Regions from separate parts of the Mus musculus genome. Here all the other regions are linked to region 1. Evidence: chromatin loops called from intact Hi-C (ENCODE). Cell type or tissue: heart. All regions are shown on one strand. Links, peaks and the distances in the headings refer to the core of each region. The heading gives the core; the rest is flanking DNA. Region 1 overlaps Gm29874 (a long non-coding RNA gene). Region 2 has its middle 14 kb from the start of Gm22307. Region 3 holds the start of Sox17 (SRY (sex determining region Y)-box 17).

Region 1 (10,730 bases), core at 3,032-8,031:
GTGACCTCTTCTAAGATACCCGGAACTTTCCTTTGTTGTCCAGACCTTGTACGAACACTCTGCAAGTCAGGCACTTCTGGCTTACACCCAATTTAAACATGGCTCAATCTCATGATACGCCAAATCGTTATCAGACGACCCGTGCTCACACACAAACACAGCCACTATCAGCCATAGACAGGCCATAATCTGGCAAAATCTGTACAGAACAGAAATAAACACAATGCGTGGTGTGTATTAATAAACTCGGCTTCTGGCACATACTATCATCACAAAGCCCCTGGGAGGGAAAGTGTGGTGAGGCTCACTTTCCTTCTATGAGCCTTTTCTTGTATATAAACAAGGACAAAGATCAAGGAAAGAGGTGAATCCCTGGGAAAGCATATCTCATCAGTCTTAAAAATAGCTACTCACTCTTAAAAGGGGATAGTTTCCATAGTGTCATCTTCTTAGGAGTGACTGAAATATCCCTCTCTCTCTCTCCTGCCAACCAGCCTATTGACTGCACTGTGCTTGGGAGATAGGTGAATATAAGGTTTCTCAAGACCCAATTTGCAGCCTTGTTGCAGCCCCAAGACAAAATTTTTATTGATTCAAGACAATTTTTTAAAAAGCCATGAGAACAATTTTTCCATAATGCTAATTTTTAAGTATATATATTTAAGTATATATTTAAGCATATATATGATACAAACTGCAAAATACATGAAAGAATGCCGAGTCAAGAGCTAGTCTTTTCCCCACCCAGTTGGCAAGCATCCATTATTATTTTCTTAACATGCCCAGGAACAGCATCCTTTGAACATATATTCTACATAATTTTCTTCATTTTACCATTTTGTTTTTGTTTGGTTTTGCAGTGCTGAAACCCAGGACCACATTCTTATTAGATTAATGCTCTACCACATCTAAGAGCAAAATTCTTTTTGTCTTTTACAATTTTTAAACTATTATTGTCATGAGGATCTTTATCAATTGATGGAGATGTCTCCCTGCATTAGACTAAATATAGTCACACTGTCTTCATTGATCCATGTTTTTTTGATCCAGTGTTACTGTTAGTAAGTGGACTTTGGTCTAAAAATATCTTACTTAGCTAAATTAGGAATTGGTTGCCCTGTTTCTGTGAGTTGACAATAGATTCTATCCCCTCAATCCTTTCAACTCTCAGACATAGTTTGTTTGTTTGTTTTGAATTTTTCTAAAAATCTAAGAACTGATAGGTTAGAATAGTTGATTGTTCAGTAATCAAAACAGGACTTGTGAGCCATGGATTATATTAATTGAACCTCAACTGCCATTAATCTTCCCTTTAAAAAAAGTATCCTAACTTTACATCTAAAGAGGAACATACTCTCTCCTAGAAGTTGTTATTTCTATGCAAGAATAGATAGAACCTGCTATGTGTAGTCCATGTTATTTAAAGCAGGCCCATTAGACATCATCACAAACTCTGAATGAGCAATGAGAAAGGTTAGTAATTAGCTAGGCTTGGGAAGGGTTGTTTGTGTGTCTGTTTGAGACAAATTCTCAGTGTGTAGCCATGTAGGCCTGGAGACACCTTGACTATGGCAACTTTTATACAAGAAAACATTTAGTTGGGTTCTGCTTACAGTTTCAGAGGTTTAGACCCATTGTCGTCATGGTGGGGAGAATGCTGACACACAGGCAGACATGGTACTGGAGAAGTAGATGAGTATTCTACTTCTATATTCATTGGCAGCAGGAAGAGAGAGGGGTGGGTGGTCTGGCTTGGGATTTTGAAATCTCAAAGCCTATTCCCAGTGGCACACTTCCTCAAACAAGGCCATGGCTACTAGTTCCTGTCAAGTAGCACTATTTCCTGGTGACCAATCCATCATACAGATAAATCTATTGGGTTCATTCTTATTCAGATCACCACAACTCACTCCCTAGCTCCATAGCCTTGTAGCTATAGAATAAAGCAAAAATACATTCAGTCCAACTTCAAAAGTTACCATAGTCTATCATAGTCTCAACAGTGTTTAAAAGTCCAAAATTCAAAGTCTTGTCTGAGATTCAAGGCAATTTCTTAACTGTAACCCCCTGGAAAATCAAAATGAAAAAGCATATCAGATACTTCCAATATGTGATGGCACAGGATATACTTTACCATTCCAGAAGCAAGGAACGGGAGCATAGTAAGGAAATCCTGGACCAAAGCAAGACCGAAACCCAGCTGGGCAAACTCCAAATTCTGTATCTTCATGTCTGATATCAACGAGCTCTTCAGATCTCCACCTTCTTCCAGCTTTGCTGACTGTACCACCACCACCATCTCCATCCATCCATCCATCCATCCATCCATCCATCCATCCATCCATCTATCTATCTATCTATCTATCTATCTACCTATCTATCTATCTAATAATCTCTCTCTTTCTTGGGCTGTTTCTACTTCCTGTTAACAGCTCTCCTTGGCAGGTATCCCATGACTCTGGCATCTTCAACATCTTGGGGTCTCTAAGACAATCTAGGCTTCACCTTTACAACTTCACCAAAAGGCCATTCTAGGCCTCCATTTAGGGACACCCATGACACATGCCTGGTCTCAGCATCTTTTCTTAGCCATGGAAGGAGATTCCAACACCCTTTCTTTTATCCTTGACGCTAAAGTCAAAATCATGGGGCTGGTGTTATCAAGTTCTGTTGTTTTCTGGGGCTGGAAATTGGCCCATCTCATTTAAGTTATGTTGTCACCAGCTTCCTATTTTCTATGGAATCCTCTACTGTTTAAGCTTTTCTGTAATTCCCTTTTACAAGTTGGAAGCTTAGCTGGGTGGGTCTTGCCCAGAGGTCGCCACTCCCTTTATTCCATAAAGCATCAAGCCTTTCTTTAAACTTTTTGTCTCCTTGAGCACTGGAGATACATTCACTTCAGCTCTTCGTTTCATTTCCTGATGCATCTTTCTTCCTCAAACTGTACATTTTGTATTTTTCCTTGATCAGCTTCCTCCTTTTCATTATAGGTCTGTGTACGAGTGGCAACAAACACACACACACACACACACACACACACACACACACACACCACAGTCAATACTAGGCTGTCCAGAAATCTCCTCTGCTGATGTTGTTAACCCAAAAGTCTTCAATTTAGCCTCAGGCATACATTTTGGCACAAAAGAAGAAATCAGCCACATCCTTTACCACAATGCCACAAGAAAATGTCTCTAGGCCACTTACTAATAATCTCCTCCACTGAAACCTCTTAAGTTGGGCCACCATAATGTCATAATCTATGTTACTTTTGGCACCACTGTCTCACAGTCTACACCTTCTTACTAGTATGGTCCCATTAAGTTACCCTTAAAGAGTTAAACTGCTTCCCTATTCCAAAGTCCCAAAGTTTACATTCCACACACAAGGAGCACAGCCAAGCCTGTCTCCAGAATACCCAACTCCTTGGTACCAACTTCTGTTTTAGTTAGTATTCTATTTCTATGAAAACACAGCATAATCAGGGCAATTCTTATAAAATAAATCATTACATTGGAGCTTGCTTATAGTTTCAGAGTTTTAGTCCATTTTCATCATGGTGGGCAGCATGATAGCCCACAGGCAGACATTGTGCTGGAGAGGTAGCTGAGGGTTCTACATCTGCATCTGCAGACAGCAGAAAAGGAGAAATTCTGAGTCAGGTTTGGGCTTTTGATACTTCAAATCCCACCCCCAGTGATAACAAGGCCTCTAACAAGGCCATGCCTTCTAATCCTTTCAAATAGTATCCCTTCCTGGTAATCAACCATTCAACTCTATGAGCCTGTGGGAGCCACTTTTTTTCTTTTTTCTTTTTTCTTGGATATTTTATTTACATTTCAAATATTATCCCCTTTCCTGATTTCCTTCCCCCGCCCCCAAAAACCCTCCTATCCCAAACCTCTCCTCCTGCTTCTATGAGGGTGTGCCCCTGTGGGAGCCATTCTTATTCAAACCACTACACTACATGATCCAAAAATTCCCCTGCTGATTTTAGACTCTAAAGAATTGAAAGAAACACTCAAGTAGTTATATATCAGGGTTCATACAGCTCGATTCATGATAGTCAAAATGTGGGGGCTACTTATAAATAGATGAATGGATGAACAAAATGTGGCATGGATCCTAGAAAGGAATATCATTTAGAAAGGATGAAATTCTACAACATAAATAAAGCTCTAGGACATTGTGCCAAGTGGTCATTAAAAATAATGTATCTACTTTATATGTGTCACCTTTTTATGAGTCCACTTAAATGAGTTACCTAGAATTCATGGAACTAGGAGGTAACGTGATGGCTATTGGGGACTGAAGGAGAAGCCATGCAGAAGTGTTGTTTAATGGGAATGGAATTTCAGTTTGGAAGATTAAGACAAGGTCTAGATACGACTGGTGAAATTCATTAAACAGTGTGATGTACTTGATGTCTTGGAGATGTGTAAATAAAATAATTAAAATGGTGACTTTTATCTTATGTACGTTTGTACATGTCCCACAATAAAAGCCAATATTCCGAACTCTTACTATGGCCTATGAGGTCACTTGGGGTTTAGGACTTGCCTTTATCCCAGACTTTCCCTCCCCAATTTCCTCTCTGCCCCACTCATTCACACTACGACCTGCACACTAGGCTTTGTAACTTCATTAAGTCTATCTGCTACCCTGTTTTTAAAGGACCAGTAAGGGCCTAAGTCACCATTACATCAGGGCCTCAAGGCTTCCTTTTGTGATTGAAGTCATGGAAACTCAAAATGGTTGTGTGCCTCCAGTAAAGGGTTGCAAGTGTTCATCACTTGCTTAATTCATTCATCCTAAAAAGAGAGACTTTAATTTTTTTGCTGACTGTCTTTAGTAGTTTCCACAGGCAGAAGGAAAAAAAATCCTCTTCAACTTTCAGACTGAAAAATAAATACATTTCAAAAGGTTTTCTCCACCTCTGCCTTCCATCGTGGGAGTTGTTCTCCAAGGGGGAATTCCTCTGAAATAAAATTGGGAATGGTGCCAAGGCAGTTCATGTCTCCAATGCTAAGTCTTTTGACTCGAGAAGATGTAGCCCCGCCCACTCTTTAATCATATCTGAGGAAATTCCCCTGGCCTGGGTAAAAGATCATAATATCTTAAAGAAGCTGATGAGCTCATGAAAAGCAGTTGAGTTTAAAAAGCGAAGAAACTTCCAGAAACTCCTTGCGACTGTGTTTGCTGTTCATTAACCCCTTGAATTTTCCAGATGAGTACCATCCAATATTTAAAATTATTTTCAAATTTTCTTTTATTGACTACACTGCACAGCTAAGAGCTGCTTTTTCCTAACTCTTCCAGCTGCACATTTTTTCAGGAATACTACAACACTTAGGGAAGGAAGCTTTAAAATTGCCCCCTGATCTATAATAGATCTCAGGGTAAAAGTTATCTAATACCTACTCTCAAAATTTCCTAAGTAAAAGTGGTGATCTGAAAGAAAACCACCCTGTGAGTTAACACACTCACACTTACACAAGTACTAAAAGTCGGTTCATACAGCGTGTCTGACCACCTTCCACCTTTAAGGCAGGTGTGTGAAATACAGTGCAACTCACGTATAGAGAAGCTGTTTCCCCAAGCTCCTGAATACACTGCATTTCTGCGTCTGCTCTCTGACTCCTATTTACACACGGGCCTATTTTCTTGACTCATAAAACAGAAAAACTTCAGGAAACAAGGAGGGTTGAGAGGGGGTGGGCCTTCATCTGAATCTTGCTCTGTTCTTTAAGAACAAGTTTGGGAATAAAGGGGGTATCTGGACCATGACAGTTGTTTTAAATGCAGAAAACAAGAGATTGCCATTTATGGACAGTAAGTGTGTTCAAGTACAGTGTCGAGTTTTGTGTGGTGATAAGGCCAGAGCAGGAAGCCCGAGGGGCCAGGAAGGAAGTGCTCTCAAGCTTGGAGTGGCAGGGTTGAACTGTGAGCAGGGCAGGCTCAGGGCTGCAGCTAGACAGAAATGGCCCTATTTTTAAAAGATAAACAGCCTGGGTTACCCAGAATACTCACAGTGGCTGCTTCACATGCATCCAAATGAAACAAGGAACTCACTCTTTACTTTGCCTGGACACCTTCAGTCTCCCTAAACTTTTAGCTTCTGAAAACTAGATTATGACTTCTCCAGTGTCCACTGTTGGACTTGCTACCCTAGAGGACTTCAAGGTGTCTTGTTTCTGTCATCCAACCTTAAATGACTACCAGCATTGCCATGCCAAAAAAAAATTTACTATGAATTAATAGGATAAAATATTCTCACCTTATTAATAAGTTCATAGATATCTCCAAAATGGAATGAGTGGGTCAATATCTGGTGATCTTGGCAAGCTGCTGAGCACTCATATGCAAGTACAGGTTGTTATCAGTTGCTATGCTTAGCATCATGTGGGGCATAAGGCTCAGGATTTATTGGCTGCCCTGGCTGCCTTGAATACACAACACCAATTTTCATGTATGTTCTTTATATGAAGCATTATAAGCCAAGCATGATGGTGCATTCAGGAAGGAGAGATGGTAGAATCTCTATGAGGTTGAGGATAGCCTGGTCTACATATCGAGTTCCAGGATGGCCAGGACTACAAAGAGAGATGCTATCTCAAAAACAAGCAAACAAACAAAAAGCACTCTAGAAGCAAAGCAAAATACTAGTGCTTTATATGTACTTTGGTCAAGCCGTGATAAAAATATAGAATAGAACCATCAAGAAGAGTGGTGAGGTGTCTTAATCAAGTTCAGGAGGAGTGAGGACCAATAGAGACTTGAGGATAAGTGTACCCTGACCAAAGGAGTGGGAAGAAACACCAGAGGACAGATGTGTTTACAGCTATATGAGCAGGCTGCTCCAGGCACAGGACACAATAATCCCAACGTGTCCAAGGCACTTCGGCACTGCTGTGAATGACTGGCATCCCCTAGATTTTGACATGGAGCATCATTAAGGTTACAGATTCAGGAACATAGACCAACCCCTAGAAGCCCATGGTCTAATATATATACCATCTGCTATGCACAGCCTCTGTCCACCAGAGGCCAAACATCCAGTCACAGGAAAACTCAATAGCAGCACAGCATTGCTCAGAAAGACTGATTGATGTGATATATCTTTAATTTTTGTCAAAAAAAAAAACATTAAAGAGCCAGGTGTGGAAACACATGCCTTTAATACCAACCCTAGGCAGGCAGAGGCAGAGGCAGAGGCAGGAGAGTTTGTGGCTAGCCTGTTCTACAGAGACAGTTGGAGGACATCAAGAACTACACACAGAAACCTTGTTTCAAACAACAGCAGTACAATAATCAGAGGATGAACTAGCTCTGAAGAATCAAGATTTCAAAGCGGACAGACGTCTCAGGATCTTCATGAAAGAGGAATGACAAAAAAGCCAACCCCCACACCATTAGTAATTGGAGGAATGTAGCCTAAAGCCAACATAAAGACTCAGTTTTATTGTCAAGACTTTCGCTCATTTGTAATTGTTTCCTCGCTTGCTTATTTGAGACACCATCTTATTATGTAGCTCTGACTGTCCTGAAACTCATTATAGAACTCACAGAGATCTTCCTGCCTCTTTCTTCCCAGTGCTGGGATTAAGGTTATGTGCCATCACACCTAGCTCTCAAAACTTAAAAAAAAAAAAAATCTAGTCTTCTAGTCTTCTCTAGTGATGGGTCCCCAATTGGTTTTCCACTACGAAGTGGTCAGCCCTTAAGTGAAATGTATATAGATTCAGTGGGATGCAATTCCATATTTATGTGAAGATGAGAGAGAGAGAGAGAGAGAGAGAGAGAGAGAGAGAGAGAGAGAGAGAGATGACAATAATTTTAAAAAAGAAAGAGAGGCCACAAATTTGAGAAGGAATAGGGAGGAGGCATGGGAGAGGTCAAAGGGAGAGGTCAAGACAGGTAAAGGGAAGAAAGGAAAGGGGGGAGGAAAGTAATTATCTTTTAATTTAAAAAAAAGAAATCATTATGAAAAATCTTGATTCATAGCAGAATTGAGTAGAAAGTAAAGAAATCCCTGTGTTCCAGTCCCTGCTCTGGCAAAGCCTCACTGCCACAGTGATGCATCACTACAGTCCACAGAGCCCGGAGAAGGGCATCTACCCTTCACCTTGATCACAATAACCAGAACTCAGAAACATGCTAAATACCAGCCATGCAAGAAAAAATGGACAAGGAAGACAGGTTCTTTCTCAGTATCTTAGAGTGACTGGTTGCAGAAAGCATCCATAGAAACTTAAGAAGGACTGGGGATACAACTCAGTACTGGTATGGTCTTGGTCCAATTTCCACCACGGGGAAAAAATACAAAGATGCAAAATTCTCCTAAATCAGGCCCCTGTATCTGCAGAAGGGCATCTGAAGACAGTAAGCAATACTAAAAAAAAGAAAAAAGAAAGAGTAAAAGACACAAGACAATGCATGAAAAATCATTTTATTTAAGTTTCAAAAATGGTCAAACCAAACGAGTTATTATTTGTTAAATTATCGGCATACATTTCTGTGTAATTACATTCTATTTTACAATTAAGGTACCTTATTAAAATAGGAATGCTGTAAGTTTTCATTTTTCTTTCTGTGTATGTATATGCATGTGTGTGCATGTGTCTGTGTGTGTAGTATATGCACACATGAGGAACCTGCACATGAGCTAACATGTGTGAATAGAAGCTACAGGAGGATATTAGGGGCTCAGTTCTATCACTTTCTGCCTTATTTTCTTGAGATAGGGTCTCTCACTGAACCTGGAACTAGGCTGGTGGCCAGCCAGTCTCAGCAGCCCTCCTGTCCACCTGCAACATCACTGGGGTTTTAGGTGAATGTACAGCCATACTCAAGTTATATTTGGGTGCTGGGTGCTCAGTGTTCCTGCTTATGCATCAAATGATCTATCCTTCCTCCAGCCCTTAGGGTTGTTTATGCTTTTATTTTAATATCTATGTTTTGGAGGTTTTGTTTGTTTGTTGCTTGTTTTTGCTTTATTTTGTTGTTTTGGTCTTTTGTTTTGTTTTGTTTTGTTTTAGGTTTTGGAGATAGAGTTTTTCTTTGTAGTCCTGGCTATCCTGGAACTCTCTTTGTAGACCAAGCTAGCCTCAAACACAAAGATCTGCCTCTATCTTCCAAGTGTTGGGATTAAATTCATGGGCAATCACTCCTGGCATGATTTTTCTTTTAAGCAGTTACCTCTGGTATAAAAGTAAGGGGTCACTGGGAAGCTATCCAGGTGTGTGTGTGTGTGTGTGTGTGTGTGTGTGTGTGTGTGTGTGTGTGTGTGTAAGACAGAGACAGAGAGAAAGAGACAGAGACAGACAGAGAGTCAAGAGTTAGACAGAAACAGACAGAAAGAGATCTGTCCTTGAAAAAAATAACAGCCTAAGAGTTGTGTTCTCTTTTTGTGAAATAGTTTGTCCTTTTTTTTTTTTTAACTGTTTGAACTCAACCTTTACACATTCAAAATCAGCCTGGTACAATACCCTGGAGATGCACACAGCTGTAGGAATGTTTCCTTCACTCCATTTGCTTGTGTTTTTCTTACAACTTTATGGCAAAGAAATCTGCGGGGAGAGGAAATGTGATCAACCAGAGAGGTAGGAAAATAGCTCCACCCAGTATCTTCCAGAAGGAAGGGTCAAGACAGCAGAATTAGAGCAATAATACTCACTTGTCTTCTGCCACAGTGAGGGTTGTCATTATTTTATGCACCTAGGTGGAGTACAAACAGAAATCCTGGCTCCCTGGGCTTCAGGTTTTGCTCAGAGATTTTACAGAAAGCATCCACACTTCTTGAGTGAATTCCCATAATCTGACTAAGGCTCTTGCCCTGCCCTTTTGTTTTGATGGTCCCCTCATGGGGAAGAATACATCCTGGCCAGAATCATCTGCCTAGAGATTAACAGGCTGAGCATCAAGAATAGCCTAGAAATCTCAACTTTGGCCATCATTCTGTGATGGGGATTTGTCTATCACCCAGCCCACCACCACTTTCCAGGATACCCTGTCTCCTGAGCCCCATCACATGTAACTCTCACCCTTAGTTTTATCTATCTAATTTTTGACAGGCTGATCCACCTTTCAAGGGAGATGCTCTTTAGATGGTCAGAGAAAATGCCTGTACCTCCCTGGCTCTAGCTCGAGTATTTTCCCAGTACACGGAATCCTCAGCCTGACATTTGGGTTCCTATGTCCCATTTTACCAGGCATAGCCCCTTTCATTTTGATGTCAGGGTTGGCTACACTTCCAGGAAACCATCAGTCCTGCTTGTCAAGCTCTCTGTGTGTGTGTTACCTTCCTATAGAACCTGAGCAGTATTATCTGCCTGTGCCAATTCTTACAGCATTTGAGCAGCTACCTCCCTGTATACATATTCCTACAGCACCTAACTAGTTGTCTGCCTGTGCTCATATCCTATAATAGTTGAACATAGGAAACACCGTGCAATAGGCTTGTGACCTGAATGGAATATGAGGAAGAGGAGAGAACTCTCAAGACAGATGATCTCTCTGTTTCCTGGCTCTGCAAAGGGAGCTACTGTGAAAAAGGGGGAGGTTTTCATGCCAGGACAGATGGAAACCTCAGAATCCGAACAGAATAAGTACTTCTTCCTGCTAAAGTGTTTCATTCGTTGTTTATCAGCAAATGTATTTTATTTAATCACAGCAAAAGAAAAAGTAACCATTCAGAACCCTGGAAGCATATGATAACCTATGTAAATAAA
Region 2 (10,730 bases), core at 3,634-8,633, 110 kb before region 1:
CTCAGTGGATCTACAGAGGACCTTGGGAAACTGCACTTTTAGAGTCCTGGAATGCTATTCCCTAGCCAAAGGATGTGTTGTTTTATCATATTGAAAGGACTATTTATGTACGTATTTATTTATTGTAAGGAAATTAGAAGGTGCATGTGTATGTGCTGGCCTGGTATACAAGGAGGCCAAAATTTGACAGTGGGGATGTCTTATTGATTGCCTTCTCCACTTTATCTTTTGAGACAGAGTGTCTCACTGAAGTTGTAGGTCATTAATGGGCTGGCTAGACTAGTCAATCCATGAGCCCCTGGAATCCTTCTGTTTCTATCTCTTGTTTCTTTGTGGGTGTTCCTGATCAAACTTGGATTTTTGTGCATGTATAGCAAGTGCTTTCTTTACCCACTGAGCAAACTCCCCAGACTTGTGGAAGACGAAGAAGAAGAAGAAGAAGGAGGAGGAGGAGGAGGAGGAGGAGGAGGGTGGTAGAACTTGGCTGATAGCAGTTGCCCAAGCAATCAAATAGCCCAAGACTCAGTCACCAGCACTGCTGGGAGGAGGAGAGTTGGTTTTACTTCTTTTTTTAAAAATGAAATTAATTTATTTTTAAATATTATGCACATTGCTGTTGTTTTGGTTCCATATATGTTGTGTGAGGGTATCTGATCTCCTAGAACAGGAGTTACATAGAGTTGTGGCTGCTGGGTGTTGAACCAGGGTCTTCTAGAAGAGCAGTCAGTCCTCTTAACCACCCTGCCATCTCTCTAGCCAGAGATCCCTATTATACGTAAGATGATGAAAACTTCCAAGAAAAGAACCTTGTTAACTTTATCTATCACTTTTCTATAAAATAGATGTAGACTGGGCTATGTCTCTGATAATGAGTGTAGAGATCATTGGTATCCAGAAGGGATTTATAATTCTCAGGCTAACAATTCTTTGTAACTTTTTTTCCTTGTAACTTTGAAAGTGTTCACAATTTAATTTTTAAATTAGACATTGATTCTTAAAATCATTATGAATAATTAAAGACTCCTGCCATAGAAGATCACATATTGCTTGATTCTGTCTGCTAACAAATTTCTTTAATAGACAGTGTATGGGGGAGGGCACTGTAGGCTGCTCAGACCTGGAGATCAAGAACTGGGTTTGTTTGGTGGAAAACCTATAACTCGATAGAGGTTTATACAGCAGAATATACTAAACTGAACTGTACACGTTAATCACATAGACATTATTGTATATGAATTTTATGTCAAAAATGCAATTATCTTAAAAATTAGAAAGCAAAAGCAATCTGGAAAAAAAAACACAAATAAAGATCTGATTTGAAACTGAAAACTATCTTGGCTCGGGCAGCATAGTCAGGATTTCTCTTTACCAATATGGTCTGCCCCAGTGGTAAATAGATCATCTGCCCACCCCCTGAGCATTTAATAGAAAAACATTCTGTTCGTAAGCTTATAGACCAACAGATAAAATGCAAACATCAGAGCTTACTGGAAACGAATTCACAGATACTTCTAAAAGAGGTTTTTTGTTTGACTTTATTTTGCCTAAAGCATTGTGTAAATTTATTTTGGAGCCTTAAATGAGATTTCTCCTCTGTCTTCCCAGAGTGAGGAAGTGCCTTGTTGGCGGCGCATGCTCATTTTCTCGGTTTTATTAAGAAATGGCATCAGGAATTCCGAGGAATTGAGACAATGGATAAACTTACCTTCAGTCAATCAAGTCTGACATGATATAGGCAACTGCCAGGATGGGAAGAAAATCTACTTAGCATGTTCTCTTTGCCCTGATATGAATGAGCTGGCCAATCTATTTTTATCAGACACTCCCACCCTTCTTCACTCTGAGACTTAAGAGATTTCAGAAGAACTTAGGCCAATGTCTGGTAATTTTATATAAGAATGGAGACTGAAGCAGCTTTAAAAATAGTGCATAGGAGAAATTTTTCATTGGTAGTGGATATTTTTTCTACTCCCCACATGAAATAAAACAACCTTACGAATAAGCTGGCAGGCATGTAACTCCTGACTCTGTTCTCTCAGAAATGCTTTCTACAGGGACCTGAAGAATAAGGGCTTTACAGGTCCGCCTCAACAGCAGCCAGACTGGTTTCATTGAAGAGAATATGTAACATATACCAATGTGTAAATCAGATCTGAGGACGGTGGGGTGCCTATGTACCGTGCTCATGGCTTTGGGTTAAGTGCTCAGCACCATTGAAATAAATGAAAGAAAAAAAAACACACAAAAAACCAACAAAACAAAACAAACAAACAAACAAACAAAAACACCAACTAGAAATGCTAAAGTTCTTGCAGGTGTGGCCCTCCCATTGTAAATAGAGGTATCACAAGTAGGGGGACGGAGACATTCCACCACATTGAGGTGGAGTGAAGGTTTGTCAGCTGCTCATAATCATCTAACTTTCCTTCCTGTCTCAAAAGGAAGGGTTTTCCTAAAGTTAGTGGTGGTAAATTTTCTATTTGGAAACAGTTGTCAGAAATGAAAATAAGACTCCCTGTAACATGAAGTGATAAACCTTATCATTCGTTTTGAAATCTGGAAGTGGTTCTCCTCCTTCTCCTCCATATCCAAATAGGTGACAGAATCCATATCCAAATAGGTGACAGAATATGACAGAGTCAGAACGAAGAGTTGCACTCATTTTGGTTGTTGAATGGGTGTACATTTTGCAAAATTTGGTCATTTTTACTTTGGTCTAGGGGAAAATAATTTAGTTGTCTCAAATAATCAGATTTCTTCCTTCCTTCCTTCCTTCCTTCCTTCCTTCCTTCCTTCCTTCCTTCCTTCCTTCCTTCCTTCCTCCTTCCCTTTCTTCTTTTCTTCTTCCTTTTCTTATTCCCTCTCTCCCTCCATTTCTTTTCCTTCCTTCCTTCCTTCCTTCCTTCCTTCCTTCCTTCTTTCCTTCCTTCCTTCCTGTCTTTATTTCTCTCCACAATTTGTTTTTCTGTCTTTCATGACAGAGCTTCTCTATGTAACCCTGGCTATCCTGAAACTTGTTCTGTAGATCAGGCTAGCCTCAAATTCAGAGATTCATCTGCTTCAGCCTCCTGAGTGCTGGAACTAAAGGTGTGTACTACTAGTTTTCTTGACAGCCAATTGAATGGTCTATATTTCTCCACTTTAATTTATTTCTCTAAAATAAAATAATATATGAGGATTTCGCCTCTTTAACTAGGCTGTAGAATTGCTTCTGTAATCAGAAAACCACAATTAATGAGAACTAAAATCGAAAGAGAGTTAGACCTCTTTTTACAGCTCTCAAACCAACAAACAGATCATTACAAACATTTGGGCTGTAAGTAATTTTTACTGTTGTAAACGTATGTGCAATTATTACATTCTGTATTTCTTTTTCTGAATTCAAAAAGTTAGTTAGTAGAAGATGGTTTAACAGTTCTTGTCTTCTATTCTGGTGTGATTTAGACTTTTGAAGAAACATTATATCTAGTTTTGGAAGAGACTGCCTCCTGATTTTTTTTTTGATAACCTATTTGAGTCAGATGGATAGCATGCCCACAAACAAATATCTGTGGTATAATATCAGCTCATTAATTACTGACATGTTCTTCTTTGTAGTCTAATTTGAAGTTAAAATCATAGAATTTTCTAGAATTGCCAGATCATTGAACTTTGCCTTGAGAAGGTTCTGAACTTTAAAGCAATTATTTATCCTATGAATTTATTTCAAAGTCTTAGTCAGTAGAAAGTATTCTAACAATATACCTATTAAAATTATACTCTAACAAATATTATTTCTACTTGATATAATATGATTTAACTCAAGAGAGAGAGAGACAGAGAGGGAGAGAGAGGGGGAGAGAGAGAGAGGAAGAGAGAGAGAGAGAGAGAGAGAGAGAGAGAGAACATTGAATTGTAGAATGTAGTCAGTTTGAGCTGCTTTATTGAGTCAGATCAAACATAGGCTCCTTGCCCGGCAAAGTGGACATGCTAAGTTAGCTCCAGAGCTGATTTGTGGAGCCCATTATGGACTTCACAAAGTGTTCAAGGTTGCTTTTTTATTCGCTCAGCCAGAATCAATAAATCTCTCACCTGGCTTCTCTGCTGTACGCGTCGTGCTGGTTAATCATGTATGTATGAAGGCATAGCACATTAGGCTTGGAGAGTTTTCTAATAGGAGCCAATCTTTAACTACCACAGTGTTGAAAACTGGAAACAAAGGAAAGAACTTCTGACTACTATTAAGGTGTGTTATCAACTAGGAACCACAAATAATTCTGCTGGCCAATTTCCAGGGCCAGAAATAAAGGCATGGGAGGAGGGGAGAAAGCCATCTTCTAAAGTTGTTCTAAGGAATCACAACTCCAGGAAAATAGTTAATAGAGAGCAAGTGTCCAACAAGCAATGGGAAAACAGGCCCACAAATACAGACACAACTCCCTGCCTTGCATATGCACACTGAGGTGCTTTTTAAAGACTGAGTGCTAAACCTCACATCTGTGTGGTAAGTGGAGCAGAGCTGGAGTCAAGGAGAGTAGCCCCTCCCTCATATGGCTCTTTTCCTTTTCTCTAGATTATTCTATTTATATTATAATCTAAAATTAGAGGTTTTTCTAAAGGTGACTCATACCATGCACTTTGGAGGTTTTTAGTCAACCAAATTCTACCCAAGACCACTGGGGATGCTGTTTGGAATATCAAAAATGGGTCCCCCTGCCTTCCTAGGTCTGTCTTACATCTGTAGCTCGCTAGCTTATATGACTTTGGGATAATTTGCTTGCTTCTTCCTTTATGAAGTAAAGTGTACATATTATATGCCCTTTTTGTTGGTTTTTACTTTTGTTTTTATTTGATTTGTTTGGGCTTTTTTGTTTGGTTGGTTGGTTGATTTTGTTATGCTATGCTTTTGGTTTTTCAAGACAAGGTTTCTATGCTTAGCCCTGGCTGGCTTGGAACTCACCCTGTAGACCAGGCTGGCCATGAACTCAGAGATCTGCCTGCTTCTTCACAGTTCTACAGCTATCTTGTGTTTTGCCTGCCTGTATGTCTGTGCACCATGTAAGTGCATGGTGCCATCAGATGCCCAGGAACTAGAGTTACAGATGGTTATGAACTGCCATGTGGGTGCTAAAAATTGAACCTGGGTCCCCTGTAAGAGCAGAAAGTGTTTTTAAGTACTGAGCCATCTTCACATATTATTGAATTCATTTTAAAGTGTGCAGTTCAGTGATTTCTGTTATACCCACATATGTACATATATAACCACCATAAGTGTTAAAATATTTCATCACTTGTCAAAGAAACTTATAGCCCCTCTTGTTTACCCTAGACTAAAATGTTAAGCTAAAAATGTTACACTAACTTCTGTCCTCCAGTTTCAACACTTCACATAAAGAAATACCTGGGTTTGTGTGTGTGTGTGTGTGTGTGTGTGTGTGTGTGTGTGTGTGTGTGTGGCTGCATTCTCTCAATATAGTGTTTTCAAGACTGATATATGTTGTTAACATAGAACAACACTTCATTTTTGTCAATAGTTCAATAACCTTCCTTTATATGAATATGGTACACTTTATTTGCCACTCATCAATGGATATGTTATTCAGTAAGCAGCTCAATTGCATCTATTTGGGGTTATTATAAATGATGCTATTATAGACATTTATGCACAAAGTGTTTTCCTGTGCAGATTTACACTTTGAAGCTCCTTAGGATAGAAACACCAGCCATATGATGACTGTAACACCTGAGCAGCATTTGGGCTGCTTTTCAAAGCAGCTTCACCGTTATAAATGTACTAGCTGTACATTTCAGTTTGGGGTCTCCATTTCCTTACTGGTACTCATTGATGCTTGTTTTGTTTATGCCTGTATTTGGTTTGTTTGTTTGTTTGTTTGTTTGTTTGTTTGTTTGAAATGAGGTTCTCACATAGCTCTCACTGTTCTGAAACTCACTATGTAGACCAGGCCAGGTTCCAGCTCTGGGATTAAAGGTGAGCACCACATGCCCAGCTAGCTAACATGTAAAGAGTAGGTTAGACTACATTAAATGGGCTCCCATTGCTGAGCTCCTGTCCCAGCTTCCCCAACCTTCATTCTCTGCCCATTTGACAGAATCTCCTAGTTCCTCCCCTCTCTTCTTTATAGGATGAATAATATTCCTTTGTATGAATAAACTCCACTGAGCTAAATATCATTATGGTTCAGATAGGAGTCTGACTTTATTACTTCACATGTGGAAATACAGTTGTTTGAGTATCTCCTGTGGCCCTCTAATCCCTAATAGAGATAAGTATTGGGATTTAAATTCCTTTATTATTTCAAACTATTAAGTGTCAGAAAAAGAAAAATCAAAATGCTGTTGCAGAAGATTTGTTTTAGAGGTGACCGTACATACTCAACATAAACAGTAAAGAAAAATAAAAAAAATAAAATAAATAAAAAACAAGCAAAACCATGTGGTATTGTGAGTCTTTTCTTAAGCTTTATAGTTTTTCTATTTTTCCATTTTACAAATCAAATTGTAGACTGCCACTGCACATGGACACTAGCTTACAGAAGCTGTAACTTAGAAGAATCTTTATTAATCATGATCATTACCAACATTCAACTGGAGTGGCTTTCATAAAGCACCAATGCTCATAGAAAAAGGAAAGAATTGTGAAAAATCACTTGTGCATCTGAGTTGCCAATAGGTGGCGCTAGCCATTAAGTCAGTATTACATTTGTTTTTACAATGTCCTAAGATTAATAACCTATAAAAATTCTCCCACTGAAAAGACAAACCACCTTCAGGAAAGACACAGATGAGCAGGATAAGATGGCTCCGTTTTCCTTCTCCCAATGCAGTTAGATTCAAACCCGTAGTCCTCAAAGACAGTTCAGCTGGCTGAAACAGGGACCTGATTACAGATTTGAGTTGTCCAAACATTCAAGAGAGGAGCCTTGGTCCTGTCTATGTTGTCTCTAGGGATCACTGATGCCATCACCTCCCACTCTTGGATCTACCTTTAAAAAATATCTGAGAAGCCGGGCGTGGTGGCGCACAGAGGCAGGCAGATTTCTGAATTCGAGGCCAGCCTGGTCTACAAAGAGAGTTCCAGGGCAGTCAGGGTTATACAGAGAAACCCTGTCTCGAAAAACCACAATAAATAAATAAATAAATAAATAAATAAATAAATAAATAAATAAATATCTGAGAAAAGTAGAGGATTATTTAATATTTTCTTTAATTTTTGCAAGAAAACAGATGGAATTTCAGAAGTGAAGGGTCTACTGGCTCCAGCCAGGTTGTTGCCAACAAAACATAAAGGATTAATAATGAGACAGAATTCAGTAACTTGTGTGCATCTCCTACATTGCTGTAATGGGTGTCAATCAGTCTTGCTGTCTGGGAATTTAAGTTATACAAATGAAGTGTGTGTGTGTGTGTGTGTGTGTGTGTACACTACTGATTTTTACATTGAGAACTTGAATAATTCCAAAATTGATGTACTTTTGCAACACACACTACATGTTAGAGTAATACCATAGACTGAACATAATGACTCTGCTTCATTTTTATTTGTGGTCTCATACTACAGAAGATGGCAGTTAGGCAAATAAACATCATGCTGTTATTTGGTATAAGCAAAGATGTAAATGGAACTTGGAAGACAAAATTAGAACTTGTAATAATATAATTTTTCATATTAGTTCAAACTGAAATTGTTTCATGCTATATGGAAATCCTTAATTTTTGTCTTTAGTAGCATGTATTTAAAATGGTGGATGGTGAATGTTAGCATGTACAATGAGAACCACCAGGATGAAGGGATGCTCTTTCTGGGCACTGGCAATATCTAGAAAACCTCTTACTGACTCTGCACAGAGCACTGAGCGCTCACTCCTCAATGATGTTGTTGCAGAGAGACTTAAGTTTTCTACGGGAATTTCATTAAACATAGCCTAATTCAGTTGTCTTCCACAGTGTTCCCAGGGTGAGCAGTTTGAGTCTGTTAAGCTGTAAAGCCAATGACCCTGTGTTTCCCAATGCATCTCATGTGTGCCTTCAACTCTTTATAGCTTTGAATAAACTTAGGATCAGATGAGAAATGTCCTAGTGCACCGAGCACAACATTGAACACAGCAGTTCATGAAACCTCGCCTTTTTCCTACATGCAGTTTTGTGAATGTACATTGCAGGACTAAAGCTTGCAGGTTTTTCAAAGCAAAGACAACTTTCTTCACCCACCTTGCAGTGTCTGCTGTGACAGATCGTGTCAGATCGATACTGCTGTCCTCTCCTGTCCAGCTAAGTGCAGTTTCTCCACAAGCACCACCACTTCCCTGCCTTTGAAACAATATCAGGGAGATCACCCTGTGACGGAAAGTGCACTAGCAGTTAACATCCCTAAACAGGAAAAAAGTGCATGTGATGAGAAAAAACGTTTTGCATAAGTCCAATAAAGAACTTATCTTCAGAAATCGCCCCCGCCAATCAGCAAAGTACAGGTTTCATGTTTCAGATTAACTCAATTCCTGGCAAATACATGAGCTAACTTGCTTTAAAATGTCCCCTGCATTTACTTGCAGTCATATTTAGCAACTTACTGAGCATTCATTGGATGAGAAGTGTAGTTTGACTCTTACCTCACTGTGCTCAGAACTGTGGTGAGACCAAGCGTATCTGCTTGAGGAACTTAAGACACAGGCATTGATTGGCATTGGTCTCGAGTCTCCTTTTGGATTTCACACAGCAACAGAACTTCCTCATGGGCTCTAAAGCAGAGTACATAGAACTTTGGAAAACTCAAATATGTTCTTGGAATATGTGTGGATTTGTTTTCTAATTTTGTAGTTTATGGATATGGGTTAAAAATCAACATAGATATTGTCTTGGTAACAATACTGCTTGCATGGCTTTCTTAGCTTTGTGTTTATACACAATGGCCCCAGCTAAACCACTTTAACACTCAAGAAGAGATAATGAAAAGGAAGGATGGTTACCTAGCATTCCCAGGCATCAGGCATCAGGAACTTCACTTTTCAAATGGCTTTTCAAATGGCTGTATCAATAATATGTATACAAGATAACTTACTACTTACAATGAAGTATGTTGAATAACTCTGTTCCAATATTGTGGGGATGAGTACCCAGGACCTCTCACACATTAGGCAAGTGAGCTTCATTTCTATTCCCTGAATATTTTTGTTTTGTTTTGTTTTTTGACACTTGTATCGTAGGCATGTCTTGATCTCAACTGGCCCAAGTTGACTTTGAACTGCTGATCCTTCAGCCTCCACACCCTGATTACAGCATGAACCACTGGGCCTGGTTTTGAAGTAGTGAGGATTAAACCCAGGGCTGTGAGTATACAGCAACACTTAACAACTGAACTCCATCTCCAGCTTCCAGGAACAATGGTTTTGTTTGTGAAAGGCATGCTCTCTATGCCCTAATGAGTGTTCCTCTGGCACATGCATAAACAAGTCACAAGAGCTTTGTGTTACTGTGTTACTGCTTGGAGACAGGTCTTGCTGTGCAGCCAAGGCTGGCTTTCAAGCCTGAGATCCTCTTGTCTCAGGCCCCAGAGTGCAGCCACGTGCCAACACAACTGGCCAATTCAAGATCCAAAATCTTATTTCAAAGCCTTTGGGGCCTATCACAAAAACAATGAACTGCACATTCATATCTTAGAGAGGTCTGGTACACTACCCTGCAGGCAGACATTGAAATGTGAGCATAAATGGGAATCTTTTCACTCTTGAAAGTAAACAAAATGGAAAAGAGACCTTAACGTTCATTGTATCCCTGTCTGATAGGTTGTAAAATTGTTGTGCTTTTCAGGACTGGTTTGTTGTTTGTTTTAGAATTCTACTTGAGATATCATGAACCTACCAGAGGGTTCATTCAGCCCATATGGTCCTCACATCTGAAGTAGACTGTTATATGAATGCTCGTTAGCGTTCAGAGAAGAAGGCTTTTCATAGCAAGGAGGAATAGAAAGTATGACTTTTCATTGTCTTGATATGTGCTTATGCATTTAGCAGGACTTAGCCCAAGAGGTATGAGGCTGGCTGAGGGAAAGGGCACAGCTGTCACCTCCTGCCAGTCAAAAAAGCTACTGATGTTTAGGGACAGGAACCTCCACCAGCGGGTGACCCTGGAGTGCAGGTCAATAGGCTCAGGCAGATGAACAAAGGTCCAAGCTTGTTACTCCAGGAGGATCGAGATACTGTGGGAGCCATAGCACATTGACTTTTGAAAAAGCAATGTCTAGGTTAGAATAACAGATTCTGAGTAGCCACAAATATGGTTAGGCTGAGTTTTCCCTATGGTTTTAGGTCCTAGAATTGTAGAGAAGGAATAGTGGACTTGTGCATTTCTCCCACTAGCTAGTTATATTCCTCAGAATTCAGTCCTCTGTGAACTGTCAAGTGATTTATCTATAGCAGCACCTCTGCTTTTAAACTGCCCTAAGCAAGCAGTCCTACAGTGGAAGCTGTAGCAGTCAACTCTGGGTAATTTATGTAACAGTGGAATTGGTCAGGGCAGAGGAGCCAGCAAGAGTGGATAAGTATCATTGCACAGTCAATGATGGCATAAGGTTGAAACTGTAGAATTCCACATTTTAGCCCTACTGCATGTTACAAGTGTCCCAGGGGAAATTGCCCTGAGCCTCTCCTCTTTAAAGAGGTAGTCTCTCTAGTGAGATCTTTTGACACCAACACTGGGCCTTCTATGCAGTTGTGCAAACACCACCGTCTAACCCA
Region 3 (10,730 bases), core at 2,452-7,451, 130 kb before region 1:
GGGCCCATGTGCGGAGACATCAGCGGAGGACCGGCCGGATAGCCCGGCTCCGGGAAAGGCAGACCCAGGCCATCCATGGCCACGCGGCCGCCCTCGGGACCAAGCGCGCCGGCCTGGGGCTCGACGAGAGCGTGCAGGAAGCCTCCCTCCACCCGCTTCATGCGCTTCACCTGCTTGCGCCGCCGCGGCCGGTACTTGTAGTTGGGGTGGTCCTGCATATGCTGCACGCGCAGCCGCTCGGCCTCTTCCACGAAGGGCCGCTTCTCTGCCAAGGTCAACGCCTTCCAAGACTTGCCTGCAGGGAAAGGTGGAGAGGCGCGCAGGGTTACCCGAGTGAGCTCCGGCACCCTGACCCCTCTCTGGTGCAACCTCTCACTGAGCGAGCAGGTGAGAAGCCCGGTCCTATTCGGATGAAAGTGTTAGATCGCGTCCTTACAGGACGCCTAGAAGGGGCTTCCTCCCTTACCTTTCTCCCCTTAACTCGAAAAACTGCCAAAGTCCCCTGATCTGGGAAGGGGTCGAGCCAGGGCTGTGCGGGTTACCTCTCTGAAATACTGAGAAACCCTTACATTCGCTCCTATGGCCCAAAGACCAAAGTGTTACTTTGGCGAGAGAGGGAGCTGGAAGAAGGGATTGAGTCTACAGCACACCTCTTGGCTCAAGGAAGTGGCTCAAGGAGATTCTCTGGAGTGCGCCGGTGCCCTGTATCCCCCTGGTCCGACTCACCTAGCATCTTGCTTAGCTCTGCGTTGTGCAGATCTGGGTTCTGCTGTGCCAACCGCTTGCGTTCGTCTTTGGCCCACACCATAAAGGCGTTCATCGGCCGCCGGATGCGAGACTCCGCTTTGGCTCGGCCCGACGTCCCGGCTGGCGCCCCGCTACTCGCCACCACCTCGCCTTTCACCTTTACATCCCCGAGGGGGCTCAGGGACTCGGCCCAGGGACAGGGGCCCAACCCTGCCATCACCGCGGGCTGCGCGCTCCGGGGCTGGCTCTGGTCGTCACTGGCGTATCCCGCATCCGGGCTGCTCATGGCTCTCCAGACCGACCCCGAGCTCTGCTATGGCCACGGGACACGCCGCTTCCCCCGACCCTGAGGCAGGGATCGGAAGCTAGCCTGGAGATGCCCAGAGGAACTCGTAAAGCTGAGCGGGTGCTACCCTCCCGCTGCTCTCCTGGTAGACCTAACCCTTCGCCTAATCCGCGCTGGAGATCTACCCAGTGACACTGCGGGTGTCCCCCCGGGCCGCGGGGCCCTTTTCTTTATGGACGCGGCCAATGGCGAGGCGGGGGCGGACCGGACCCTAGTCCTTAGGCCCCCGCCCAGCCAGTGGTCCGAGTCCCAAGTCCCACACCCGCCCCTTTCCCCTCCCCCGGCAGTGTTCTGGCTACACCTGCCTTGGGGAAAACTGGCTGGAGCCGGGCGCTGGCGCCAAGACCTCTTGGGGAAATAGGAAGGCTGAAATTCAGATGTCTGGAGGTGCTGCTCACTGTAACGGAAGATTGAAGAACAAGTCCAAGGTTGTTCACATCAACATACTAGGTATAGGTATTTATTCCATTCTTTTAAAAAAATATTACCGAAGGTAATTAACTTAGCATGATTTTTCAGAGAAAAAAAATCCTGTTCTTCTCCCAAGAACTCATCCATCATGCTTATATTATAATAAAAATATCCAAGGTAAATAGCAAGTTGTAATAAAACAAAGTTTAACATAAAATGCTATATCACTAATATATCACTGCTCAATAAGAGCTCAAGTCAACCCTGAGGAATTTCAGTGTGAAACATAAAAATATAAAACAAAAGCTCCTTTTGTGTGTTCGGCAAAAGAGGCAAGATCTGGTTTTATTTCTAAAGACTTGCAAGGCCATGATTCCATCGCAAACACCACGAGATTAAAATGTAAAATAAAGTGCAAAGACAGCAGCACTGTGCTGTTCCTCGGAGGAAAAGGATCAGTCCATTTAAGCAGCAAATCCGTAGCGTGTAAGACTGTTAGCCTGACAGACGGTTACAACGTTTTCTTAAGACTGGAATGAAAAGCTGACCACCCTTAAATTTATTTTAAACCTGAAAGTACTTTCCCACGGGCTTCAAAACATGCCTTCCTACAATGCTTATCCCAGCAACCACTCAGCACCCTCCAAATATTAGCAAACTCATTTAGTTCTAGACGTAGTCTTTTTCAAGGGCAGCATTATAGATTCTAGGAGAGGAAAGGGAGACTCATCACCTGTTAAGGCAGACACTGGGAGAGTGTTACACACACTTAGCAGCCCTCCTTCAGACAAGGAGCTCCAAAAGCTCTGTGTTACATTTGAGTTTGTTTGCATGTTTGTGTTGTTCTCTACCAGATCCAACGGTCATCCTTGCGTAGTTTTAAGGTAGGAAAACTCAAAGGAATGGTGATCGAGCTCAGTTTGAATGTTCATCTAGTACAATTCCGAAAGACAGTCTATGAGATGCCTAGTGCCTGTAATTCTATAATTCCAGCACTTGAGATGTGGGGGGCAGAAAAATACGTTCATGATTGTCCTTAGCTACATATGGAATTAGAGGCCAGCCTGGGCTACATGCAACCCTGTCTTGAAGGAGAGGAAGAAAGGAAGAAAGGAAGGAAGGGAGGGAGGGAGAGAGGGAGGAAGGAAGGAAGGAAGGAAGGAAGGAAGGAAGGAAGGAAGGAAGGAAGGACTCAACATGTCAGTTTCCAAAACAGACTTTCTTTACTGTGAATAGCTGATTGAAAAGTATTACTTACTTGTATCCATGAGGTGACATGCTGAGGTTTTCCTGTATTATTTCAGAGACCAAATCTGGCTTACTGGAGGTTCCAAAAAAGCACAGAGATTTTGATAGCTTCTGGTCTGCAGTTTCTGGAGCTACTTTGTCTCCAAAGAACTCATACAGAAGCCAGCTTTTCTCTAATTTGTTATGTTATAAAGCAGTGGTGACCCTCCCTCCCATTTAAAGCTGGAGGTTGTGTGTAGAGATCAGTGATAGTAGTTAAAACTCCAGGTCTGTAAGATTCATACAAAGGGGGTAAAATTAAATCTGCTTTAAGAAATAAAAAAAATGATATTTTAAATTGGTAATTTAAAAGCAATTGGTCTTAAATCTAACTGATAATGTGCTTTTCCTCAAAGCTTTTTATTTTTTTCTGAAAAACATTAGCTTGAAAGTAAAACAAAAAAAATGCATTTCAGATGTTTAATCAAGGAAACTCTAAGGGTAGAAATAGCAATTTTACAAATCGATTCTCTAGCCAGGTGCTCTTTAAGAAAAAAAAAATTCTATCTCTTCTGTTGTTAGTTTTGAGACAGTCTCCCCATGTAGCTCTCCTGCCTCTCAGAAGCAGGGACGCAGTCCCTCACCTCCACAGTGACTCTTCTCTTTTGTATCTAGTAATGGGCATCTTTTCAAAGATCTCAGGGCCTAATTTTCTCTTTCCGTGTTTTTTTTTTTTTTAAATAAACTACGGGTTTTGTTTGAAATGACGATTGAAAACAGTAGCGGGTCCAGAATGCATTTTCTCTGTCTTCCCTGTCTTGGTTGATTTCTCTAAAAACTAAGAGACAACAGAAATATAATTCAGGTGTAGGTCTAGAAAATGTATTTACACCATTTTACCTGGGTACCTAGTTCTGTTCGAGCTCCATAAAAGGAACTGAGAAAGTGGTTAGAAAGAAAGCCCGGGGATGGGGAGGCAGCGTTATTTACAAGCATCCCTGAAGATTAACAACTGATCTTTCTGAGGGAAAGCACAAACACAGTAGGAGTCCAAGCGACCACTTTTGGGCTCTTCCCCGTTCCTTAAAACAGCCTCCCCTGGAGTCCCTAGATAGCACTTTACTTAACAAATCTACCAGGAAATGTGGCGCTTTCCCAAGACTAGTCCCCCTTCCCGTCCTCTTACCTAGATCTAACTTCTGCTGACCATTCTCTTGATAGATACTTTGGGAGGAGTGTTGGGGCCAACCGCACTTCAGACCCGCCAGCAGTGTGAGTGGGCCATATTTCAGTTTCTTCACTAAATGGGTGTTGGAAGCCGAGCTCACGACGTTATCAAAGCCAGCCACAAATGCCACAAGTAAAGAAGCAAACATCCGGAGCGGCTTCCTGCAAGCCTTGCTTCCCTCAACACTAGAGATTTACTGGGGTGGGGGTGGGTATCTGGACTAGAAGCCTGGCACGCCTGTCTGCTGTAGTCCGCAGCGGTATCACACTCAAACAGTGCAGGATTTCTAGGTGGCTACTGCCTAAGCCACATCCCCAAAGCAGACCTGAGGCTCGAAAGGCTGGGGCAAGGAAGCGTCTAATGTAACTAGAAGCTGTGCCCGTAACCATTTGGGGCCTGTAGCAAGCGGGTTGGTGATCAACTGGGACTCCGAAGTGGGAGAGTCTAAGCCACTCTTCTACAGCGAGCCTCAGAGTGAGTGGTTGATTTCTCGAAGGTTTTATGGTTTTGGTGTTCTGATGGCCAAGGCCTGTTAAAGGACATTCAAGTCCAATTGCACAGGATCCGTGGGCACTCAAGCAGATCCGTGGTCTGTGGAGAGCAAGTTCATGAGGGCGGAAAAGGGAGCGTGGGCTGTCATCACGGAGACAGCCCCCGGCGGACTCTAAGATAACAGAGACAATAGTACCACTGGACGGTCTAAAATACGTGCCTCAGAGTCTGCCTCTGAGAACACCGAGCGTCGTGCCCCGGGCTCCGCACCTCCCAGGTAGGGCCACGCAGAGCGATGCGGTCGATTGGCACCTTTCACCCGGGCACCAAAAGGCGCAGTCTCTTCTCCCCTTTATACCTTTCGCGCTCTTTCCAGTCCCTGGTCAGTCCCCAGTGGGTCGGAGGTGGAGATGGAAATTCGGGAACTTGAGAGGAAAGAGTGGCAAGAAAGACAGTGATCACCGGCCCCCACGGTGGCCCAGAACATTCAGGCCAGACCCTGCAATCTTCGCTTTGCTAGCCTCTCCCGTGAGAGCTGAGAACGTCTGACCCCAAGATTAACTTCGGGGGCTCATTCCGCACACCGTTGGGAGCGTGCATCCTGGGTGGGCGGGGTCTCACGTAACTGTCCGAATCTCTGTCTAATCGTGCCCCGAAACCCCACCCTAGCAGCTGGCGACTCGGAGACCACGTCCTCCTTCCCGCTCGGCCCTAGCTGAGTTTTTCCGCGGCGAAGCAGGAAGTAAACTGCTCCCGCTCCACTTCCCAGCTCAGTAACCGGTCGGGAATGTTTCTTAGAACCCATACCCCATCTGTGTTCCCCAGACGAAGTAAGGACTCCTCTTTATTCCTGCTCCATGGAACCTCAGGTTCTCTTGGGACGGTAGTCTGAGAGCTAGGAATGAAGCCTTGCTCACATTTCTTTGTCCTCTTCCTTGAAATTTAAAGACAATTCAAATATGGCTTGGGTTTTTATAAAGGTGATGGCTGCTGTAGCCTAGTAGTACCACACCCTAGGGAAGACGGGCTTCCTTGGAGAAAGGCAATCCTCGCCTTGCAGTCTGGCCTGTCACTGTGAGCAGAGCACTTGCACTCTCTCCAGAGAGCAAACTGGGTAGGACTGCTTCCCAGGATGCCCAGTGTGGCATCCTTAGTCTTCTTCTCTGATTTATTAATATCCAGCTCAGTCTATGATCCTGTAATACTCCGTTCCTGGACTGTGAAAGTGATGATGACTACACAGTGGGTCAAGCACATTGAGTTGTTTCGTTGAGTTTGCTTTGGTTTTGTAGCAGAGGCAATAGGTGCCTTTCCATCCAGAAAACTCTGCTCCCAAGATCCCCTATCAGGATTAACTGCATGGCGCCAGATTGTTGGTTAGGGCAAGGTATGTGCTCTGTGATCATGGAAATGATCAAAGTTAAATAGGACTTGCCACTCCTGACAGCACTCATTACCTCCTGTATGCGCTTCAAGCATAACAGATTTCTAACCTGAACCTAATTTAGCTTCCAAAGCTTAAAAACAAGAGGGAAGAGTTAGGAAGCCTTCCGGGGTTTCAGCTGGGTTACTTGAATGTTGTACTCTACCCATTTGGTGAACATGCCAACAAGTTCATAGCAACACAGGGTCTTCCGTTCACTACACCTTTCAATCCTGGATCACAGGGCTTTCCAGCCTTGACTACATACTTACGAATAATAGAATGTCCAGATTAATCCTTGGGTCTTCTTACTCCTAAGTGGAAACAGTAAGGACCATCTCCATAGACCTTAAAGGCTCATATGTCTGGGTCACAGGACTTCTGGAGAGTAATATTCTCTCCACGTCTCCTTCAATAATTCAAATTGCATCTGAAATCACAACATTACTGGGTGTTTAAATCCCACGGCTATCTTAATGCTTTTATCGAAGAAAGCCAGGCTGAAGATGCACATACATAATTTTACAAGTAGCTATATGATGCAAAAGTAAATGTCTGTCTTTAGGGCATTTGGAAAGTTATCTTTGAAATTAATTTCTTCATAAGCATGGTAATGTTTACAATGCAGTTTCCCTACCTCATCTGACCCTCACAACTGCCCTGGAAGTTACTGAAGTCGCTATGCCCGCAGTCCTCTTTTGGTGAAAAAAGAGCAGCGACTCAGTGACTTAACGCCACATAACAAAGGTTCTTAGACCATATCATTTTTCTAGCAGGAAACAATAACAGGCCTTATTATGAATTTATTTCTGTGCCATGTTTACAAATAATGAGAGACAAATTGGAATTTACAAGGATTAAATAAAGGAGTCAGTAGTGATGGATTAAGGATCCTTGGAAAAGAATGAAATGTTCTTATTAACTGGGTCATGATACTTTTGATACCAGAAGTACAGCAATGAAAAAGAGAAAGTATCATTTAGACTATCTGGGTTTCTGCTGGTCAGTGCTGTCACATCCTCTCACTCGCAGCACTTGGGACACAGAAGCAGACACATCTGAGTTTGGAACTAGACTGGTCTACAGAGTGAAATTCAGAACAGCCAGGGCTACACAGAAAAACCCTGTCTCAGAAAAAAAAAAAATAGAATATCTAGGTTTTTAAGAAGGAAGCCTAAGCCTTACATGACATCTCATTTATTTTGATATCTGTTTCATACAGGCAAATTCTAATTCATCTGAGCTACATGAGAAGAGTTCAAAGATGGAGCTAACATTCTAATATAAATAAAATGAAGTTTTCTCATTGTGTGCCATGTTCTCTCAGACTATAAAAGACATGGTTAGCTTTGATGAACTATTGTAATCTCATCTATCACATACTTAAATGACTGGTAACTTCAATATACATTATCAAGCCGGTTTTAAAGACATATAAATAGGTAACAATTAGGTAAATTCCCTCCTCTCTAATTGGTCCAGAGGAAAGAAAGTTTCCAATTATCTTGTTATAAAACAGAAAGTTATTATCTGGAGCAAGTGAGTGATTTGTTTGATGCTTCTAATCATCCCAAGAGACAAGACTGCTCATTTAACCAACAAACAATTATGCAGTTCCTATTAAGGATATGGCTTTCTATATCGTCATCAGTGAGCACAGACATGGGGAAGGGGCTGCTTAGGACTGGACTTTACCTCAGCAATACATTAGTGGTACATCCTTGGAATGTTATGGAATCTTTTAAAGACCCATCTGTAAGCTGGGACATAATAATAATAATTCCAATGACTTCTGGGGTCTTAATGAAGATTCATTGTTCATAAATTGCTTAAAATAGGGTTAGACATAATAGTACGTACATATATGTTTATATCAATAAAAATGTGCTGAGGGAAACAGAAGCTACCATTGTATGGGGTAAATGAATGTAGAAGCAGCAGAAGTCTGTTTTATAGCATTTAATGCCTCTGATAGAAATATCTATGATTGCTCTGCTTTTATCAATGTGTATTGCAAAGCTTTTAGGGAGGCCTCTGCAAACCATTGTGTGTTTTCTGGTTATATTTGAACATGAACATTTTTTACTCTGGTAGTAAGAAAAAAGTTGCGAGGAGGCATGTTAACCTTCTAGCTCTAAACCTAGAAGCTGGAGAGCTGGCTCAGTGGATAAGAATACTACTAGCTGCTTCTCCAGCCGACCTAGGTTTAATTCCCAGCACCCAAATGGCAGCTCACAATCATCTAGAACTCCTGCTCCTGGGAGTCTGAATCCTCTTCTCACCTCTTTGAAGGTGTGCACTACAAGGTGCACATACATACATACAGGCAAAATACCCATGCACATAAAATACATAAATCTACTATGAATAAATAAATAAAACTTTAAGCCTCACAAGGAAAGATACAGAGAATCATGAAACATTTGGCATTCCATTTAAAAATTGAAACACAAAGACACACCTTGTAAGGCAGTCCTTAACTGATTGACTCTAGTGGGAGCCTAGATTCTTTTCCTGGAGCTTTAAAAGCGAAGTTTAATTTCAGTGACTGAACCTGGCAGACAAGCACAGCCATTCACATCGAAGGATGACTGAACCACAAACGTGTAAATCTTCTAGCCCAGTATAGGTCTTCCGTGCTGTAAAGTATAAAAGAATTCCAGATTCTACTTTGGTTGGTTGTTCAAATAACTTAATACCAGATCTAGCAAGTGACTCAAATTGTCTTATACTAGGTTGTCTTAAAAGAAAAACTGGGGGGAGAGGGCCTGGGGAGATGAAAACACCTGGTCTCTCCAGAGTGTTCCTAGAAAAAGAAGTGACAAAATGACCATAAAAACTTTTGGAAAGTAGAGTGCTAACAGACACAAGTAGTTCACAGACGTGCTCTTTGCTGTGCACACCAGAGACAGAGGGAGTTAAAGAAGACAGTACAGAAAATACGATGCTGACATGAAGTAAAAACCAAGGTGCTAAAATTAAAAAAAAATTAAATATATTTTTAAAATGTTTTAAATTGATTGTGTCACAGAAGGTCTCACCTTTGACCCAAGGGAAAGCAGACTGTTTTTGAGTGAGCCAGGACTAAATGAGAATACTTGAGTACAATATCATTTCGTTAAAAAAAGGTTACTTCAGTGGTTAGCTAAGGACTGGACTTTAGAAGCAGAATTACCAACTCTTGCTTTTTGACATTTTTCTATATCACTTTACTTTCTCCTTAATACTGCCCTAATGTTTGTGGGATACTAATGCTAATAAAGACTCTAAACCCCACATCCTGCCCTCCAGTTCTCCCTAACACACAGAAATCTCTTCAATTATGAAAGGGGTTTTAATTAATACAGCTTTGTAAACACAGACAAGTTTTGTCTTGTTTTATATGTATTATTTTTAAATGTATTAGTAGTAGTAGTAGTATTTTAAATCAGTGCATTTGGAAATAATGTTTAGTATGCAGAGCAATTGCAAAACAGATTAACACACTGTAGTTCCTTCACAGAGAACCTCCAGACGGCTAATATTTTCTTGTTTAACCCACCTCTCCTTATGTAAATAAACCATCCCTACATTGGTTCTTTCTTGCTTTTTCTTTCTAAATATATGAAAATGAACAGAGTAGTATACTTATAGCAATTATTATACAAAACCTGCTATATCAGATATTAACATAAAACTATGGAGTACAGGTGCTACATCAACTCATAATATGGTTACTTTGCTATAGCCTGTATGTTAAGTTGTTTTTATACATGCCACCAGTCTTCCCAGCCATTTGAAGTTAATTTGTAGCTTAGTGTTCTATCTTCTCTATACATTTCTAGTGTGGATTCCCCTAAAGTTAGTGTGTGGCCATGTAACCAGTCACTAAATGAACATCATCATCCTACCTGTTTCTTTGTTTTCTATTGCTATGATAAACACCATAACCAAAAGCAATTTCTGAAGGAAAAGGTTTATTTCATCTTGCCACTCACAGTCCTTTGCTGAAGGAAATCAGGGCAGGAAGTCAAACAGGAAAGTAGAGGCAGGAACTGAAGAAGAGACCAAGGAGAAATGCTGTTTCCTGACTTGCACCTCATGAGTTTGCTTTTTTATACAACTCAGGGTCACCTGTCCACAGCGATCTAGGTCCTCCCACATCAGTAAACAATCAAGAAATGCCCTCCAGACTTTCCTACAGGCAATCTGGTGGAGAACTTTTCTCAAGTGAGGTTTCTCTAGATCTTGTCTGACAAAAGCCCATCTAAATCTCATGTCTACTGTATTTTGCAAACTGATCCAATATTCTGTCTTTTCTGGGTCTAAATTCCAGAATTACATAGAGTATTTTGCTATCAAGACTCATCAGTCTTTTTCTGAGCTAACTTTCAGACTCATTCTTTGTGAGGATGTCCTCACCCTAGTCAGACCAATGTTGGCCCACACATTCTTTGCAGGAACCCCACAGAAATTGTAGTACCCTCCTCTCTGGGTGTGCAAAGCACTGGTGATGTTTACCACTATCTCCTAGTTCCATTAGTGTCCACTCATTGTCTCTACCTTGAAGTCATCATTTCCCCCTTAATACTTGCTGGTTTTATCCCTGTAGGGGAAACTTTGCCTGTATACTAATATCCTGTTCCTCATCCGACTTCCATTCACTGGCCTGGCTCTGTACTTGACAAATGACAAATGTCTCAAAAGATTGGTTCTATTCTTGTTATCCTATGTCTATCAAAGTATTCCTTTCTTTTACTTGTTGTGTGTTATTGATATAGGCATAGAATCACAGGTTTTATATTAACAGTTTGTTCTCTTTGATTGTTATTATTAGATGAGGTCTCCTGTTGCTTCAAGTTTGACCTTCAGATCTC

The links. Hi-C counts contacts between places; a loop is a spot of excess contacts. Peaks named below come from ENCODE experiments on the same cell type or tissue, not always from the same donor. Only the 100,000 strongest peaks of a DNase experiment are listed, where the experiment ranks them.
Region 2: it touches region 1 in a loop (1.9-fold over the local background); 3 of 42 quality-filtered maps call a loop at or near these places.
Region 3: a loop joins it to region 1, with 2.2 times the contacts of the local background. A loop is called at or near these places in 2 of 42 quality-filtered maps.

Annotation. Positions count from the first base shown.
Region 1 is chr1:4,617,561-4,628,290 of GRCm38, forward strand. Gm29874 (a long non-coding RNA gene) reads left to right here. Exons shown (of 5, transcript XR_001778816.2): 5 at 1-245. Among named protein-coding and RNA genes, the nearest start is that of Gm37323, 14 kb to the left of the region's middle. In heart, for the core only: no CTCF peak of the experiment used is centred there; DNase peaks (open chromatin) are centred at 5,051 and 5,911; H3K27ac peaks cover 513 bases.
Region 2 is chr1:4,510,073-4,520,802 of GRCm38, forward strand. No RefSeq gene overlaps it. Among named protein-coding and RNA genes, the nearest start is that of Gm22307, 14 kb to the right of the region's middle. In heart, for the core only: CTCF peaks have their summits at 6,664 (motif pointing right) and 6,863; no DNase peak of the experiment used is centred there.
Region 3 is chr1:4,492,374-4,503,103 of GRCm38, forward strand. Sox17 (SRY (sex determining region Y)-box 17) reads right to left here and starts at 4,981. Exons shown (of 5, transcript NM_011441.5): 1 at 3,918-4,981; 2 at 2,763-3,569; 3 at 1,399-1,490; 4 at 727-1,093; 5 at 1-295. The coding sequence starts at 1,033. In heart, for the core only: no CTCF peak of the experiment used is centred there; DNase peaks (open chromatin) are centred at 4,238 and 5,108; H3K4me3 peaks cover 1,878 bases; H3K27ac peaks cover 998 bases; H3K27me3 peaks cover 2,744 bases.